Linked DNA regions of Homo sapiens: regions 1 and 2 are each linked to region 3. The links are chromatin loops, found by intact Hi-C in ENCODE. Cell type or tissue: heart left ventricle. All regions are shown on one strand. Each heading gives the region's core, and the rest is flanking DNA. Links, peaks and the distances in the headings are about the cores only. Region 1 overlaps CMSS1 (cms1 ribosomal small subunit homolog). Region 2 has its middle 71 kb from the start of FILIP1L. Region 3 overlaps CMSS1 (cms1 ribosomal small subunit homolog).

Region 1 (5,837 bases), core at 1,704-4,203, 95 kb before region 3:
TAGAACATTTTATCTCAAAGTTAAGAAAGTGAAATACAAATGGAGCTACCCTTGTGTAGGGTCGACTTCCAGGGCAGAGATGAGCATATCCCTAGAAAACTGGTAATCTTCAAGGAATCAAAGGGTCAAGCCTCAGGTTCTATACAGGGACAGAGCATGGCAGTAGCGACTGCCATACTGGGGAGGTAGGTATGCAGAAGCATAGAATTTAAAAAACCAGAAAAGTTGTTAAATGTTACATAAGGAAGGAACTCAATAAAATATGTGCTAAGGAGATTAGGAGAAGAGGTTGAAAGGAAAAAAGCTGAGGTCTGGGAGAGGCCTTTAGGGATCACACAGGCCCTTGCTTACCTTTATGTGCTTTGCAAATAATTTTATAACTTTGCCGTCTCCTCTGAATGCTGTCATCGACCTAATGAAAAGAAGCAGGTGAATGCTTAAGAAAACCAACTCATTCTAGGCCACGATGACTACTTAAGTATTATGTCTTGCTTTATTCAAAGGATGTGTGCATACGTGTGTATATATGTGCATATGTACATACAAATTCTGAGATTTGCAGGTTAGCCAATCTTTGCAATGAGAGTGGGGTGGCCTTTTATTCAGGCACATATCTGGGTTGGCTTTACACTGCCATACACAAGGTCAACCTTACTTAGGCTTCCTTGATTACTGAAACACATGACCTGCCTTTCATTTGTAATACAGAATTCCTGTATTTCAGGTCCCTGGCAGAAAATTCATCTTCCAACTATGCAGTGCAGTTCTCATACAAAATTTGGTTGCAAAAGATATCTTGGAGCGGTGATGTCAGCTCGTTCTCTGTGGAGCCAAGGGCATCTACAAAGGTCTGCCTGTGGTGGCCATGAGGGAAGCCAGGAGATGAGCTTGAAAGGGGGAAGAGGGGGGGCTTCTATCCTTCTATCACAGCTGTCCTTTCTTATCTACTTTGTAGACTAAATTCCTCTATAAAATTTTATAGGTGGAAATGAAGCTTCAGCCAAAAAGCAGGAAAAGAAGGAAGGAAGGAAGGGAAAGAGGAAGCAAAGAAGGAAGGAAAAAAAGTAAGAAGAAACCACTGACACAAAGGACTGGCTGAATTAAAGCTATGAGGGCAGGGGGTTATTGTAAATGAGGTGATCTGGGAAGCAGGGGTGAAGACTGAGGGGCACTTGAGAGTGATGCCCCCCGTAAAGGGGTCAACTAGTGCTCAGCTTTGCCAGTTATGATGATGTGAGACTATGGGCCTAAGACTCTCTGATTTTTAGAGAAGCCAGAAATCTAGATTTTTATATGTGCAATCTGATTTTAAATATGGGCAAGTCACTCACAAATTTTTTAGGTGCCAAACACTTGTAGGGTAAACTTAGCCTTTGAGTTGTCACTTTACAGTCTCTGGCTTACACCAGTAGGACAGGCAGTCCATTTAGTTTCTAGGTAGTCAAGAAGCTAGATCTATCTACAACAATCCAGACCACCAGCTCTGAGGGCTGAGACGGCGCTGGTGCACCTGCCGTGCCTGCCTTTCTACCTCTACTTTGGCATCAGGTCCTCAGCTGGCACCAACAGCTGCTCTATAAACAGCCACATAACATTATCTGTCCAGGGTTTTTGTTGTACAGATGATACTGAGAATGCTGCTGTCACTATGTCACAGAGGGGAAAACTATTTCTCAGGGAACTCTTTTTTTTTCTTCTTAAACCCACAGAATGTCATCAATCTGGCAACTGATAATGTTTCCCAACAGATCCTGGCTGTTGGAAAGTGCAGGCCCCCAGTTGGGGCCACCTTTGCAACTGCACAGGGATTTATCGATGTGATTTTCAGCACCATTTCTAGCTCGCTTCACCTAATTTTCTGTTCTTTATTTTTTCCTTGCTTCTATTTTCACAACCTGTTTCTCATTTGTTCAATGTATTTCTATATATCATCTATATTTGAGGACAGACCTAACATGGGTTTTCTACTTTCCTTCATATATCATTATTATATTTTGAGAAATATTGACCTGTAAAAACATATGAGTTTGCAAAATAGTGAATCATGCTATACAAGTTCTGTTGCCTCAAGTTTTTACTTACACATAAGCTTTCTCCATGGCAAGGTTAACCAGGAAGACAATTTAAAATAAGTCATGGCTCTCAATAGAACAGATGTTCTTATAAAAGTTAGAATTATTAAATATTAGTCTTTATGAATAGGGCTTGTTGTGCCTACTCAGAAATCACCTTTTGTAAATCACCTAACCTTGAAATGGATCATAGTATTACTGGGGACACAAAAAAATACTGCAAATTGGTAAATGAAGTGTGACAACACAGTACTTTTATGCCCTCAGTAAGGAATTTATGTATAACAAAAGTTCAAATCAATTTGATAGCTTTATTTTAAGAGTCCACCTCCAGGCCACACTCTTTGCCCTTAGCATCTGAATGTGAAATGAGGTAGTTTTTAAAGCACTGAAAAGTCAGTGTGAATTCCCATGATTTCAGGACCGGCAAGTACAGCTGCCCGGAAGCAGTTGGAATCTTCAAGATAATTATGTTTAGAGCAGAAAAAATGGAAAGAAACACAAGTGTTTCACTGGGAGATTATATGCTACAATTTAATGTGTGTGCATAATGTGATACAATTTAATGTGTGTCTCCACTTCAGTGGAGAAAGGAGGGTTTGAAGGACTATTTCAGTTTAACAACTACTTTTCTAAATTCATGATTAGATTAGTTCATTTAGAAAAAACAGATGTAAATAACTATTGAATATCTAGATTTGCACCTTAGTCTATTTGACCAAGTTCCTCTTTCTTCAGGACTTGGATTTTCCTTTGTTTTGTCTCCTGTCAAAGCCTGGCCCAGAGCCAGGCTCTCAGAGAGAGCTGGTCCTAGCAAATCCCATCTGACTCTCACGGCTCTTCTCTGAAAGCTGAATATTACCACTGACCAGTGGAAGCCTTTTTGTTTATTCTACAAAAACAATAGTAAATGAAAACGTATGTGCAAGCCCTTAGTAAAGCACTGACAAATTATCTTTAAAACATAATCTTTACCTTTAAGTTTTTATTCCATTTGGAATTTATCTTGTTATAAGTGAGATATGAATCCAACTTTATTTTTCCAGATGGCTACTCAGTTGTTCCAACACCACTTATTAAACAATCCGTCTTTCCCTACTGATTTCTGATTTGTCACCTTAGGCATATGCTACATTTTCATATGCATTTGGGTCTGATCCTGAACTTTCAATTCTGTTCCACTCATCTGATCTGTCATGCATGTGCCAGTTCCATACTGTTAATTATTTTATTGAGACTTCAGAGTGCGTGTGTGTGTGTGTGTATATATATGTGTATATATATATGTGTGTGTGTGTATATATATATATATATAATTTGTAATCTCTAGGAATATAATCCTCTCATTAGTATTCTTTTTCAGAATTTCTTTGCCTATTTTTAGTTGTATATTATCCCATAAGAATTCAGAACTAGTTTATCCAGTTAAAAAAAAAAACAACACAATTCTATTGGAGTTTTACTAGGAATGTGTGAAATCTGAAGGCTACCCTGAGTAAAACAGACATCCTTACAATATTGAGTTTTCCTGTTCAAGAATATGGTATACATTTTTGATTGTCCAAGTTTTCTGCATCCCTTAGATGATGTTGTCTGTACATAAGTTTTGGTAAGTATATTCCATGGTATTCTATCTTTTCTTTTTATAATGGAGATGGGGTCTTATTATGTTGCCCAGGCTGGTCTCAAGCTCCAGGGCTCAAGAGTTCTCCCACCTCAGCCTCCCAAAGTGATAGGATTATAGGCACAATCTGCTGTGCCCGGCTTCTGTCTTTTCTTGTTACTATTTTAAGTCAGATCTTTTCTTCTAACTGGTTGTTTGGGGTATGATCTGGCTTTTACCCTTGCTCTCTATAATGTGTGCTCTCCACACAGCAGCCAAAGTGAACCTTTAAAATGATGATTCAGATCAAGTAAGTCCTCAAAATCCTATAATGGCATCCTATCTTGGGGTCTTTTGTGCTTACTCTCCCCTCTACCTGGAATGCTTTTCTTCCAGATAGCTGCTGGGCTTTCTTCTTCACTTTGTTCAAGTCTCTGATCAAATTGTCATCTCCTTAGAGAAGCTTTCTGTGACCACCCTTTTAAAAGTAGTCCTGATCTACTTATATCCCTTTGCCATGCTTTATTTTTTCCTTACATAACTTATCAATGTACTTGACGTTATAATGTATCTTCATTTGTTTATTATCTGTCTCCCCCACTGAAATATAAATTCCATGAGGGCAGGGACTCTGTTTTGTTTATTGCTACATCTCCAGCACATAGAACATAATAGCTTGGCATATATCAGTTATTCAGAAAACATTTATGATATGGAATAGGTGAACCTTCCAACCTAATGAGCTCCAGGGCTCGGACGGCCGAGCTGCAGATGATCAGCATCAGGACCGATTTCTTCTCACTGTGGTTCTTCCTAAGTTTTACCCACTTAGGACAAACTGGAAAAAAGAACAGAAAACAATTATTTGAAATATGGCAAAACAGGGCACACCTCCCAAGTTGAGCATTTCTTCTTTGTTGAGTATTTAAACAAAACAAAATATAGTAAGCATGGTTCATTATAATTACAATTGTAATTCAATTTTCTGGTTATTGTAAATATTAGATTAAAATAAAGTATCATTAATTTGTAACACAAAACAAACATACCAAGTCCCTAAATGTGACTAATTTTAAAATTAAGTAAAAAAATTTGGAATATTACATTTTTGATATTTTAATTTAGGTTTGATACTTGAAGACAATGTTGATTAAATAGGAAACAAATGCTGATTCAATCATGTTAAATTTTAAAGGGACATTCAACATAAGATATAAAATGGAACAAACATTTAAAAACAGCAAACATTTACTAAATACTGACATGGTGCTAAGCACTTTACATACATTTTCTTTTTAGTTCTCATAATCTAGTGAGTTTGATTCTATTATTACCTAGATTTACATTTTCTGAATTTGAAGCTGAGAAAGGTTTATGAACTCAAGTTGAGTGTCATCAGAATTGCTTGTAGTTTGAAAGAAGAATGGAAACTCCCTATATCTAAACTATTTCATTGCTGGCCATGAATAAATGAACAGTTGATATGAATAATTTAATTACTGCTGGCTACATATAATACATATTGAAGGGCCAGACACAGTAGCTCATGCCTGTAATCTCAGCACTTTGGGAGGCTGAGTGGGGAGGATCTCTTGAGCCCAGGAGTTTGAGACCAGCCTGGGCAACATAGAAAGACCCTGTCTCTACCAAAAATAATTAAAAAAAAAAAATTAGCTGCTTGTGGTGGCACACAACTATAGTCCCAGCTGCTTGGGAGGCTGAGACAGGAGGATCGCTAGAGCCCAGGAGGTTGAGGCTCCACTGAGCTGTGACCAGACCCACTGCACTCCAGCCTGGGAGATGGAGTGAGACCCTGTCCCTCTCCAGCCTCCCAAAAAATAAATTTTGAAAAGATAAAATTAGATTGACTTCACAATAGCCATGGTCTGAGTGGTAAACATGCAAACAGAATTTCAGAATCTCACAGATGGAACACATATCACATAGTCCATCTTCCTTATTTTTCAGATAGGAAATTAAGTCCAGGGGAGTACTCAGTGACTCGTCTCAGGTCAAACAGCAAATTGGTGGGGGACCTGGGACTAGAACACCATTCTCTGGATTCCTAGAGCAATAATGGCCTAATGTGTTATAAAACAAAAACGAGACCAAAACCTAAATTCCCAAAACCAGAGCAAAATAAGAATGAGTTTAAATAGATT
Region 2 (5,837 bases), core at 1,476-3,975, 110 kb before region 3:
AAAAAGCATTAAAGAACAGGGCTGTATCCCAATGGAGAGACAGCATACTGAATGGTGACTGAGGAAACTGGGGTTCTAGTTCAGCCAATCTCTGACCTTGAGTTAAGTGCTTAACCTCTAGAGTCCACATTTCGCCCATCAGCATCATTTCATGCAGCAATTAATTGATCTGTGAGGTCATTGTAGTATACATGCTACTTCATGAATTCCTCTTGTGAGTTCTATCAATGTAGTATTCAAGAAAATATTTCATGATCAAATAATTTTTGAGTAGTTGATATCTATGGTGCTTTCTTGCCTAAAAAATATCCCTTATCTATTGTCTATGCAATGATGGTATCCTCAGTTTGCTACTTGAGTGGACTTGTACATGAATAGCTATGAGATGGAGCAAAGATCACAGTCTGCTCGTCATAGAATTTTGGAGAGGCAGAAATTATTCTTGTTTAAAGTGAACTGCAGAGAGAGCACATCCTTGTGTCCCAGGGCTGAGTGAGAAGAGGAAAGGCTAACTCAGAAGTCTTTTCTATGATGTTTGTGCCTGATCACATTGGCCTGGAGTGTGCACTCTATATTATCACCCAGTGATACACTGGTTAATGAAACACTGGTTTTCGAGTATAAAAATGAAGTGTCAGAAGCAATCCTGTCTGAAGCAACTAAAGAAACAATGTTAGTTGGAAAATGCCCATAGATTTCATGAGATAAAAGCATTCTGTTTGTGGAGGGGCCATGGCCAATAGTTGGTAATGGAATGAGGTCACCTTCTCATGCATGGGCACCTCTTAGTGAAGGCTGCACTCCACAGTGGGGGGGTGGGGGGCAGGTTTGCAAGGGAGGGAGTAAGAATGACATGGAAGGAAGAACCAGAACGAAAGGGATTGGTGAGGAAGAAAGTAGAAAAGTAAATTGCATGAACTCCGTGGAAATGGACATCAACGTTGTGAGCCCATTCCTTTGCTATCCCCTTCAGCAAGGCAAGATTCATCTCCTCCTGCCATTTTGCCTGTGCCACATGGTGGAGCCTGGTGGGAGTTTACATATAACACTGGAGGTCTTGCTGTCATTTAATTCCTAGGGAGATAAGCGGTGGGAGCTGGAAGTGGGGAGGAAAAAATGTTAAGTAGAGAGGCAACAGAGCAGTGTGCTTTGGGAGGAAGAGTAGAGCCTGAAAAGACATTTTCCTCTTTGGGTTCCGCACTATCTGACCTAGTCCATTCTTTCAATAAGTGTGTGCCTATCACATACTGGGCAATGTGCAAGGAAGAGGGTGGTGAGGCAGCTGGCTAAGCTCTCTGTTCTTACCACGTAGTATTTTACCTATTCTGTTCTCAGCTCATTGAGGGCACAAATCCACTCTTCCTCATCTTACTCATCTGCATAGTCAACAGAACCTGTAGGCACCTTCAGACACTCATAAATTTTATTTTATTTTGAGATGGAGTCTCGCTGTGTCACCCAGGCTGGAGTGCAGTGGCACAATCTTTGTTCACTGCAACCTCTGCCTCCCAGGTTCAAGTGATTCTCCTGCCTCAGCCTCCTGAGTAGCTGGAATTACAGGCATGTGCCACCATGCCCGGCTAATTTTTGTATTTTTAGTAGAGACAGGGTTTCACCACAGCTGGTCTTGAACTCCTGATCTCAGGTGATCCGCCTGCCTTAGCCTCCCAAAGTGCTGGAATTACAGGCATGAGCCACCGCACCCAGGCGACACTCATAAATTTTAAACCAATGTTGGTAGACTTGGCCTTAATCTTAATTTTGCCAGCAGCCATGTCGGGAGAGGGAATAGATCAGCTTTCCATGGTTACTTCTTGCAGAGTGGAGCTCATGCGGTCTGGGATGTCCAGAAATCTGCCTGGAGTTGATATGGATGAAACATATACTTAATAATTAGACTGAATATGGGCATGGCCAATCAAGCCTTAGACTAGCTCTTGTCTTCCCTCTCTAGACCAGCTTCAGGGATTCTCATCCTCCAACAGCTTATTAAGTTGGCAAAAGGCTTGTGCCTGAGAGGTCTGCCCTTAGCACCAGCTTTTCTCACTCTGAGTAGAACTTAGCTTTGCTAAATATCCTTAAGATGCCAGAAAGACTTGGGCTCTTGTCTTTCCTGGATCTCAGAGGGAGTTCATTTGCAAAGGGAAAGACACAATGCTTGAATGTGGGGCAATATTGAAGATCTGTATCTTGGACACTTTACTCTTTTTATCAATATGACTCATGGGTCTCTGGCAGTCATGTGGCCTTGACTCTCCTTCTTCCCCTATTGGTCACTTGCTCTCTTCCCTGCCAGCATAAAAAAAAAAAAAAAAGAAAGCTTCAGCCAGGCATGGTGGCTCACGCCTGTAATCCCAGCACTTTGGGAGGCCAAGGCGGGCAGATCATGAGGCCAGGAGTTCAAGACCAGCCTGGCAAACATGATGAAACCTCATCTCTATTAAAAATACAAAAAAATTAGCCGGGTATAGTGGCAGTCGTCTGTAATCCCAGCTACTAGGGAGGCTGAGGCAGTAGAATTGCTTGAACCCAGGAGGCGGTGGTTGCAGTGAGCCAAGGTCGCACCACTGCACTGCAGCCTGGGTGACAGAGCAAGACTCCATCTCGGAAAAAAAAAAAAAAAAAAAAAAAAAAGCTTCTAACTTTGTCAATCCCTTGTACACAAATATGTCTGAGCTCACTGGCATGAGAGTAACTGCCCTCAAGAGGGAGCAGAGATGAACAAAGCCACTCTACACAGGCTCTGTCACCATCTGTGCTTGCCAGCAGAAACAGGGATGTTCCCGTCTTATCCATACCCTCTTGAGGGCCTGTGTTCTCAAACTAACCATTCTCACGTATGGTGCCAAAGCTGAACATTCTCAGAAACTGCATTCAAATTGTAAGATGGGACAAACCTCTATTTCCTGAGTGCTCCTTGCAGACAATATAAGGATGATGCCCATACAAAGGCAGAATATTCCTGTTGCGAAAAAGACAAAGAGGACTCTCCTGGCCGTGAAATATAGCCGGTGGATGGGTAACTCCTGCTGCTTCAGGGCAGAGTTGTCTAGTAATCTGGACAGGCAGTGCTGTGCTCTCTCCTCCATTTCGGTCCTGCAGGTGACTCGGATACTTTTGGGACATTTAGAACATTTTTACTCATAGTAATACCACATAATGGTAATGTGAAATGAATTATGTGAACCCTTCCTTTGAAGTTGCAAAGTCTTTCTGCTTCCCGGATTATTCCTTAACCAGAGCTGGTATTTAGCAGGAGCTCAGCTGTCTCCAACCAGCCATTACTGAGTATAACTGACTTAGGATCAAAAAGGTTCTTGTGTTAAATGTCATGCCTAGGATGGATAGTCCCCAGCAAGGTCTGCAGAAACCAACATCTGGTGACACTAGGAAGCAATCACGATGGGCTATTTCTGGGATTTGGTGAGTAATTCAAGGCAAGCCCTTCCTGAGAGGGGGAAATGGATTTATCTTTAGGAACTTGCCTAAATCCTTGGAGATTAATAAAAAAAAATAAAAGGGCTGTCAGCTTTTCTCCAAATGTGGCTGTTGCTTAACATGAATATAAACTAAATTGGAAAAATACTCTCAGATCATAGCTAACTTTGCTATTTGTGATAATGAGGAAGAGAGCAGCAAACAGGAAATTGTAGAACACAGATGTCTCATCTCAGCAGCTTCCAATTTCTTTTTCATCCACAAAAAAGGCTCTAGTAGAAAATGTGGATTAAAAACATCTCCTCCTAAGCTGTCTTAAGTGCATGCTTTGGGGTACCCCAAATGAGACAAGAGAAAGGAAGAGGAAGATAATCAATGAGATGTTCAATATTGAAGTACAGTATTAGGTCTGGTTTTGGGTTTTTTCCCTTGTTAGAAATCCACTAACATTAGTTTCCTTAGGCCATTAATAATTAATAATTACTTCTTTTAAAACTGGCATTTAGGATTTAGAATTAGAATTTTTAAAATTAGGGAGCATGTGAATTTCTAATCTTCCCTTTTAATTTACATTAGTCAGAGAAGCCATCCTGGACTATTTTTGTATCAAAGAAAGTAATGACTTTGGCAAATGTACCTAGTTTGAAAGAATACAAAATTGATGCAAATGCTTACACTAGGAAGTTTCCAATTCGGAGTTAAAGCTTTCCATTTACAAACTGTATAAAAAGCAAAATACCAACGGGAAATTTTCAGCATGACATTTGAATCTAATTTGGAGGTGGCAACTAGTACGGTTGTTGGTATCAAACAGCCTTGTGTGAGGAGATGGCAGTGAACACTTCTAGTTAACATTTACCATTTGTTTTACTAAATAAAACATGGTCAAGAGCTTGGGTTTAAAAGGCAGTAAAAGGCTATGAGATTAGATTATAAGAACAGGGTTGACCTACACAACATTGGGGTATGTTTGTGATTCAAATACTTATTCCAACATTGGATTGGATGGCATTATATTACATAGATAATGCCTAGCAAGAGGGTAATTACAGCAAAAAACCAATGAGAATAGTATTTCTTAGACTGTTTATAAAACAACAAAACCAACTAACTCAAATCCCAGACTAAAAGGAGCTTCACAGATAGTGTATTACTCAGGGTTCACCAGAGAAACAGAACCAACAGGAGATTATATGACCATATATATATATATTATAAGGAATTGGCTCACATGATTATGGGGCTGAAAAGCCCAAAATCTGCAAAGCTGATGTCCCAATTCAAGTCTGAAGGCCAACAGGCTGCCACAGAATCAGGAAGAGCCAATGTTTCAGTTAGGAGGCAGTCAGGCAGAATTCTCTTGGGGGGTTGGGGAGAGTCAGTCTTTTGTTCTATTGAGGCCTTCAACTGACAGGACAAGGCCCTCTCACATTATGAAGGGCAATCCTCTTTGCTCAGGTCTACCCATTTAAATGTTAATCTCATGCAAATATACCATCACAGAACACCCAGAATAATGTTTAACCAACTATCTGGGTATCCTACGGCCTAGCCAAGTTGCCACATTAAAATTAGCCATCACAGGTAGTAAGTACAAATATTTCTGGGACAATATTCTTGAGAGACAGCTAGATATACATTCTCCAGGTACTTTTATATTCATCTATTCCTCTCTTCTAAATAAATCTACTTTCAATGTGCAAATATACCTCATATGCATTGCCTTTCAATATTTCCAGAACAGGGTTCTTTTTCTCAGCACTACTGACATCTTGGGCTAGATATTTCTTTGTTGTGAGGGCTGTCCTGTAAGATTGTAAAATGTTTAGTTGCATCCCCGGCCTCTATTACCCATGTTTGAGAATCACTGTTCTAGATTGATACCAATACAACAATTTGTTAACAGCTGTTGTATTGTGGCATCACTAGAAATTTCAAAGTCTAGGTGCAGTGGCTCATGCCTGTAATCCCAGCACTTTGGGAGACTGAGGTGGGAGGATCACTTGAGCCCAGGAGTTTGAGGCTGCAGTGAGCTATGATGGCACCACTGCACTTCAGCCTGGGAGACAGAGCAATATCCCATCTTTAAAAAAAAAAAAAGGAAAAAAAGAAAAATTTTAAAGTGATTTCTAACTTGTCTTCATTTTTCCTTAACCACTGTAGATAACCTTCTCAGGCATTAGCAGACATTTGTATATTTGGGGTTGCCTTATATTTCGTTGTCTTTCCTATTAACTGCTGGGATGAAAATATATATGCTAAATATAAAAATATATATTAAATATACATTATATGAATATACACATGTAATATTCATGATAGTCTCATATTTTGGCGAATTAATAGCCGCTTGGCAGATTGGTCTGAATTCTGACAGCACAGACCACAGTGTCTTAATT
Region 3 (5,837 bases), core at 1,311-3,810:
AGGATTTTGCAATATAACAGAAATAGCAAAGCATAAAGTAGATGTGAAGCTGTCCATCAGAGGGGCTCAGCACATGCTGACAATGATAAAAGAAAAAGAAGGGTGTTGGGCGGGTGGTGAGTAAAAACAGCTCAGTTATTAAGTCCAAAAGTGTAAGCACCTGGACTTTGGCTTTAAACATTCTTTCAGAAAGATGAAAAGCATCTGAGAGGCCTTTAGAGAGGGAAAAATATATTTACAGAGATAAGCATATGATGAGAGATTAAAGGAATGAAACAGACAAGCCTCCACTGAGCAGTGACAAAAAGAGGTACTTAACTCTGATCAAAATTATTGTTTACATTTTTAAGGGTTTTCCGGGCAAGATAACTAACAAATATATTTCTTAATTATACATATGGCAGATGAAACAGTGAGTTTCCAGGAAGCATCAGCCCTGCCCAAAGCCATGTAGTTGAAAGAAGACTCAGAATCACAGAATTTTAGGCAGGAAATGATCTTAGAAATTACATAGTTTTGTGTCTTCAAAGTGAGGTCTGAGGGCCTATTGCCTGGAGAGCTTATCAGAAATGAAGATTTCTAGGCTCCAACTCAGCTCTCCTGAATCGAATCCTAATACCCCAGAAGGATTAGCTCAAGAAGCTTGTAGAGTTTAAGATAAGTTTATAGATAAGAAAAGTCAAGCTCAGAGATAAATTGCCCCAGGTCAGTCATCAATAGGTCCTGGTTTCAGGTCCAACGATGTTACTATCACTGTGGGATGAAATTCTCCCCAAATCTATAAATTGCCTTTATAATTAGTTATTACCATGTTGTGTAATTTTTCCGAGAATTTATATTATAGATGTTGCTTCATTTAATTCTTGTGTAATAAGGAAAAGAAGATAAAAGAAAACAGAGTCTGCCATCAGTGGGTATAGGAGACAGTTAAAAAAAAAAAAAGAAAAAGAAAAGAGAAGACAAAGATTGGGATATGAAGTAAAAAGCAAAAACCCGAAGCTTCGAATAAAGCTTTGAAGGTAAGAGAACTTATAAAAATGCAAGAGATGTTTAAAGAACAAATTATGGTCTTCCTAACCTCTAAGCTTCCTAAAATAAAAGTGGAATCTCTGCTCGTTATCATAAGCCCTTCTCTCCTGTAGGGTAAAGGACACGAGGATGAGAACCAGACTGTGGGTTGTCTCTGTATCCATTTCTGTGGCAGCAACTAGCATGCTCTAGATTGTTCTCTTGTGTCATTAGAAGTCCATTATTTGAAAGGTAATCATATTGCATTGATATATCTTCTTTTAGCAAAAGCTGACCAGGAAGTGTTTCAGGTTGATCATTTCTGGTTTTGACGATCTCTATCTAATGTAATCCTTGTAGGGAGAATCTGGGTTTGACCCCAGGATAAACCAAAACAAAGGGAACTAACATAGACCAATAAAATATATCCTAAAAAAATATAAGCAATTAAAATAGCTTTATACAAACAAAGGTTTATAAAAAATCATTATTATAAAAGAAAATCAGGCCGGGCATGTTGGCTCATGCCTGTAATCCCAGCACTTTGGGAGGATAAGGCTGGTGGATCACTTGAGGTCAGGAGTTCGAGACCAGCCTGGCCAACACGGCGAAACCCTGTCTCTATTAAAAAGACAAAAATTAGCCAGGAGTGGTGGTGCGCACCTGTAATCCAAGCTACTCTGGAAGCTGAGGTAAGAGAATCGCTTGAACCCAGTAGGCAGAGGTTGCAGTGAGCCAAGATCGTGCCATTGTACTCTAGCCTGGACAACAGAGTGAGACTTCGTCTCAAAAAAAAAAAAAAAAAAAAAAAAAAAAAAAAAAAATCAAATGTTGCACATGCATAGAAAATAAGATTAAAAGAAACATTGGGAACCAAACTTCAACAGAAAGATGTATTTCTCAAGCATAGTTTTTACTAGTTTTTAGATAAATAAGAAAGCTTATTTTATTATAATTTTGCCAAACATACTGGCTATAGAATAAATTTGCAAAATGATTTCTGGAACATGATAAGAGATCCACAGAGAAAAATGTAGCAGAAAGATGGGTATTCAAGTTACATTTTAGAGTAGAAAAGGCCTCTGGAAAACAGATTTCAAAGAACAAGTTAATACAAGGGAAGAAAGCCTCTGATTTTTAATAAAGCCACAACATTGACATCTTGTCTGTTCCCAGAGTGTAGGGATTCAGCAACGGAAACCTTTGCCTTGCATTTTGGAGCTGGCCTGGGAAAGCAGCGAAGAGCTCTCCACAGTCTGTGCCTGGAGGCCCAGGGGGGCTGTCAGATTTAGAGCTCTCGGACTCCACTGCAGGATAAACAGCTTGGGATTCTTCTTTAATGACAACAGCGTATCAGCTCTTTTTGAGGTTACAGCATACATAAACAAGATCTGCCTCATATTTTCCAGTTGTGGAGGAGGGAAGGGAAAAAAAAGGCCCCCACAAACCTTTTCCCGCAGTTAACAGTAGAAGACGACTTGCTTTTACTTGAATGCAAGACTGAAAAAAGGGAAGGAGAACCATGGCGTGCAAAATGGCCACACCGAAAGGAAACAGGAAAACCATTACTTCCTCTGTGAAAACTTCAGTGGGCAATCAAAGGGAAGAAAGGTAATGAATGTTGAATTCTGGTGTTTTAAAAGGAAAGGGACATAAGCTTAAAAAGAGTGAGTGGAAAGATTCTTAATAAAGCCCTCCTGGAGACAAGACCCACAGAGGAATCAAACAGGAGATCTTGCCCGGCACACACCCTACTCTGCATTTGAATGTAGAGTGAACACCGGCTGTCATGTTAGAAGACAGACCAGTGGGTTATTTCCTAGGCTTCCTCAAGGTTTATTACTGGCATGAAAAACTTCCTGGCCTTCTTTGAGGAGCTCTAACAAAATGTGCTAAATGAAGATATTTACTCATAGAATTCCCTCTCTTGCATCCTGGACCCAAGTTCCTTATTTCTTTTTGGATTCAAGAAAACCTCAAGATTTCTGTTTTCTTGACCTAAGCCTACAATTCCCTGCAATCTCCTCTACCCCAGTCTTTTCGAGGAAGCTGCAGACAACATTTACTCTATTTGTATTTAAATGTATACTTTCATGACAGGACAGCTTGCTTCATTTTGCTGTCCTGGGCCAGCAAACTTTTTTTGTGAAGGACTTGATAGTAAATATTTCAGCCTCTGTAGGCTATGCAATCTCTATCACAAGAACTCAACTTTTCTGTTGTAGGATGAAAATAGTCAGATAATATATAAATAAATGAGTATGGTGGAGTTCCAATAAAACTTTATTTATAAAAACAGGTGGCAAACCAGATTTGGCCCACAGGCTATAATTTGTGACTCCTGGTACTAGTTCTCCCCTGTTCTATAATATAACAGCATTCTTAAAAAGTGGTGGGCAGATGAAAGAAACATGATGGTTTCCATTTTATTATGAACATACACATAAACTAATTATGCTTTGCCTCTGATATTAATCAAGATATATATTAAGGAAGTGGATGTAAAAAAAAACTTTAAAAAGTGCTCTTCAAACATATGCTATCATCATTATTCTCCCTACCCTGTGACAAAAGCAGCCTCAGTGTTCACTCTTCTGGCGAGGTTTTCAGTGACAAGTTAGAGGAAGTGGGTAGGTAGTTTATGGGGGAAGGAGAGGATTATTTCTTGTATTGAAGTGACTCATGAGTCCCTAGAATTTGAGAACCTCTGTTCTTTAGCAAGCTGTCCCAATTAAATAACTATACATTATCAAGTGAGGTCAGGTGATAAGTCCTCATCACCTCTGTCCAGTAGATAATCTGTATTTCAGCTGTGTTCAAGCAATCCCATATTTCTGGAAGGCAATAAAGATTTCCTAATTGTTGCAAAGAAGACTGTACCAGCTGGGGATTGGAGGTGGGGTGCGATGGTCGGTTGACAGTTAAAATGCTGGAACTGGATGCCAGAGAAGGTGTCACAACTTTACAAAGTAATGCAAGATATTGCACCACTGCAAATGCCTCAGTTGATGAAATCAGTCATAAGAGAAAATCAGGCACCATTAAGGGCCATCTAGAAAGGGGGGAATCCAGGAAGTCAGCCAGAGACAACTCTGTTACTTGAGCTCCAAGCCTGAATCAAGGAGAGCTCTCAGAGCCATGTTCAAGTTTGAGCCCAGATTTGGAAATGCACAGAATGAACTAGGGCAGGAGGCCAATGAGAAAATTATCTCCTATCAATTTTACACACATTCTATTTCTGACTGAATAATCCTTGGGTTTGGGCTTGGGGAGATAGAGCTGAAAGACTTTGGCACATGAGATTTGCAGTGGCCAAGATCAGTAGACCTTTAGTTCACAGCATATTGCCTAGTGTTTGGTCTTAAAATATGGTCCATGTAACGCTCAAGTGGGTGATGAGTCCATCTTTCTCTTCTGGAAGAATGACAGTTTTAAGTCCATCAAAGATGACAGTTTTATCCTAACGTGCTAATTACTTTGCCACGGAGACAACTGGTCCTCTGAACTGCTGCAGATGAGAGAGTTCCCTATATTTCAGTTTCAGTCTGCCGATCAAGACACCAAATTGTAAAAATGTAATTAGCTGATATGGCAAAGTCCCCCTGAAGACACCTGGTTGATGGGTCACTGGTTCACACCTGGGAAATAATGAAGTTGGGTGCCCAATAAGTGTAAGCCTTGAGAGCTGACAGGAAAAGGGACCAGGGCAGGAAGAAGACAATAAGAGGTGAAAAGTCAGGAGGTAGAGCCAGACAAGGATCATTTGGGGAGGAGCAGTCTTGGCCAAGAAAGAGCAATTATGGAGCAGAATAAAAGAAAGACCTAAGAATGGACCAAGGAAGATCTGTCCAGGATAAAGATGTGTCCAGAAGTTGACTTCCAACACTGGCCCGAGGACATCAAAAATGGGGCTTGGCTCTGACTGGAACCAGTAGGACAGAAGACCCACACCCTTGGGCTATTCTGTACTCTGCCCCCCACCCTTCTCCCATGTAAATTTTAGTGAATGCTTTGAAATCCAGGCAGGCTCAGGAAGAGGAAACAGTATCTACTTTGACTGTCTTTCTCAGGTGAAGGCCAGGCTACAGTTAAGATGGGGAGGCTGGCAGTCTCAGCAGGAACTGAGCATTACTGAGGCAGTTCTTCCCCATAGAACAGGAGGTCACAGTCCCTGTCCCTTACTGTCTTCTTGATGTACAAGTTTCTCCATCTTACCCAGCTAGTTATGTAGCAAATTCAGCTCTCAGGAGATGAAGTGAGTAAGAGAAAATCAGGATAAAATCTAATTTCTTTTCTCCACTTCCCCAGCATAAATTGACAGTGATATGTCTGAAATAGGGGGTAATTATAAGAACTTAAAAAGAAAGTTTGGAAATGCTAATCCATCCAAAAAAAAAAAAAAAAAAAAAGAGAGAGTAGCTTCTCTTAAAAACAAACAAACCCCTTTCTTTTAAAAAAAGAACTTGGCTTATTTTTTTCTGTATAACTGAATAGCTTAAAAGCAAAACAAAAAAAGGGCATTACATAGTGAGAATTTAATAAGGAAAATCATACACAAAGAAAACCACAGGCCAGGCGCGGTGACTCATGCCTATAATCCTAGCACTTTGGGAGGTCAAGGCAGGCAGATCGCCTGAAGTCAGGAGTTCGTGAATATCCTGGCCAACATGGTGAGACCCGGTCTCTACTAAAAATACAAAATTAGCCAGGCATGGTGGCACATGCCTTTAATCCCAGCTACTTGGGAGGCTGAGGCAGGAGAACTGCTTGAACCCGGGAGGTGGAGGTTGCAGTGAGCCGAGATTGCGCCACTGCACTCCAGCGTGGGC

The links. A loop is a pair of places that touch in the nucleus more often than their neighbours do. Peaks named below come from ENCODE experiments on the same cell type or tissue, not always from the same donor. Only the 100,000 strongest peaks of a DNase experiment are listed, where the experiment ranks them.
Region 1: it touches region 3 in a loop (2.2-fold over the local background); 10 of 110 quality-filtered maps call a loop at or near these places.
Region 2: a loop joins it to region 3, with 2.6 times the contacts of the local background. A loop is called at or near these places in 4 of 110 quality-filtered maps.

The regions. Positions count from the first base shown.
Region 1 is chr3:100,166,414-100,172,250 of GRCh38, reverse strand. CMSS1 (cms1 ribosomal small subunit homolog) reads right to left here. Exons shown (of 10, transcript NM_032359.4): 6 at 4,411-4,513; 7 at 352-412. Among named protein-coding and RNA genes, the nearest start is that of FILIP1L, 55 kb to the right of the region's middle. In heart left ventricle, for the core only: no CTCF peak of the experiment used is centred there; a DNase peak (open chromatin) is centred at 2,840; H3K27ac peaks cover 1,011 bases.
Region 2 is chr3:100,182,939-100,188,775 of GRCh38, reverse strand. It overlaps the pseudogene TMEM30CP. Among named protein-coding and RNA genes, the nearest start is that of FILIP1L, 71 kb to the right of the region's middle. RefSeq lists an enhancer at 2,117-2,411. In heart left ventricle, for the core only: a CTCF peak has its summit at 2,707 (motif pointing right); no DNase peak of the experiment used is centred there; H3K27ac peaks cover 1,243 bases.
Region 3 is chr3:100,070,671-100,076,507 of GRCh38, reverse strand. All of the region lies in intron 1 of CMSS1 (cms1 ribosomal small subunit homolog), which reads right to left. The region is part of intron 1 of FILIP1L (filamin A interacting protein 1 like); the gene reads left to right. Among named protein-coding and RNA genes, the nearest start is that of FILIP1L, 41 kb to the left of the region's middle. RefSeq lists enhancers at 1,961-2,495, 2,496-3,030 and a silencer at 3,572-3,651. In heart left ventricle, for the core only: no CTCF peak of the experiment used is centred there; a DNase peak (open chromatin) is centred at 2,267; H3K27ac peaks cover 2,500 bases.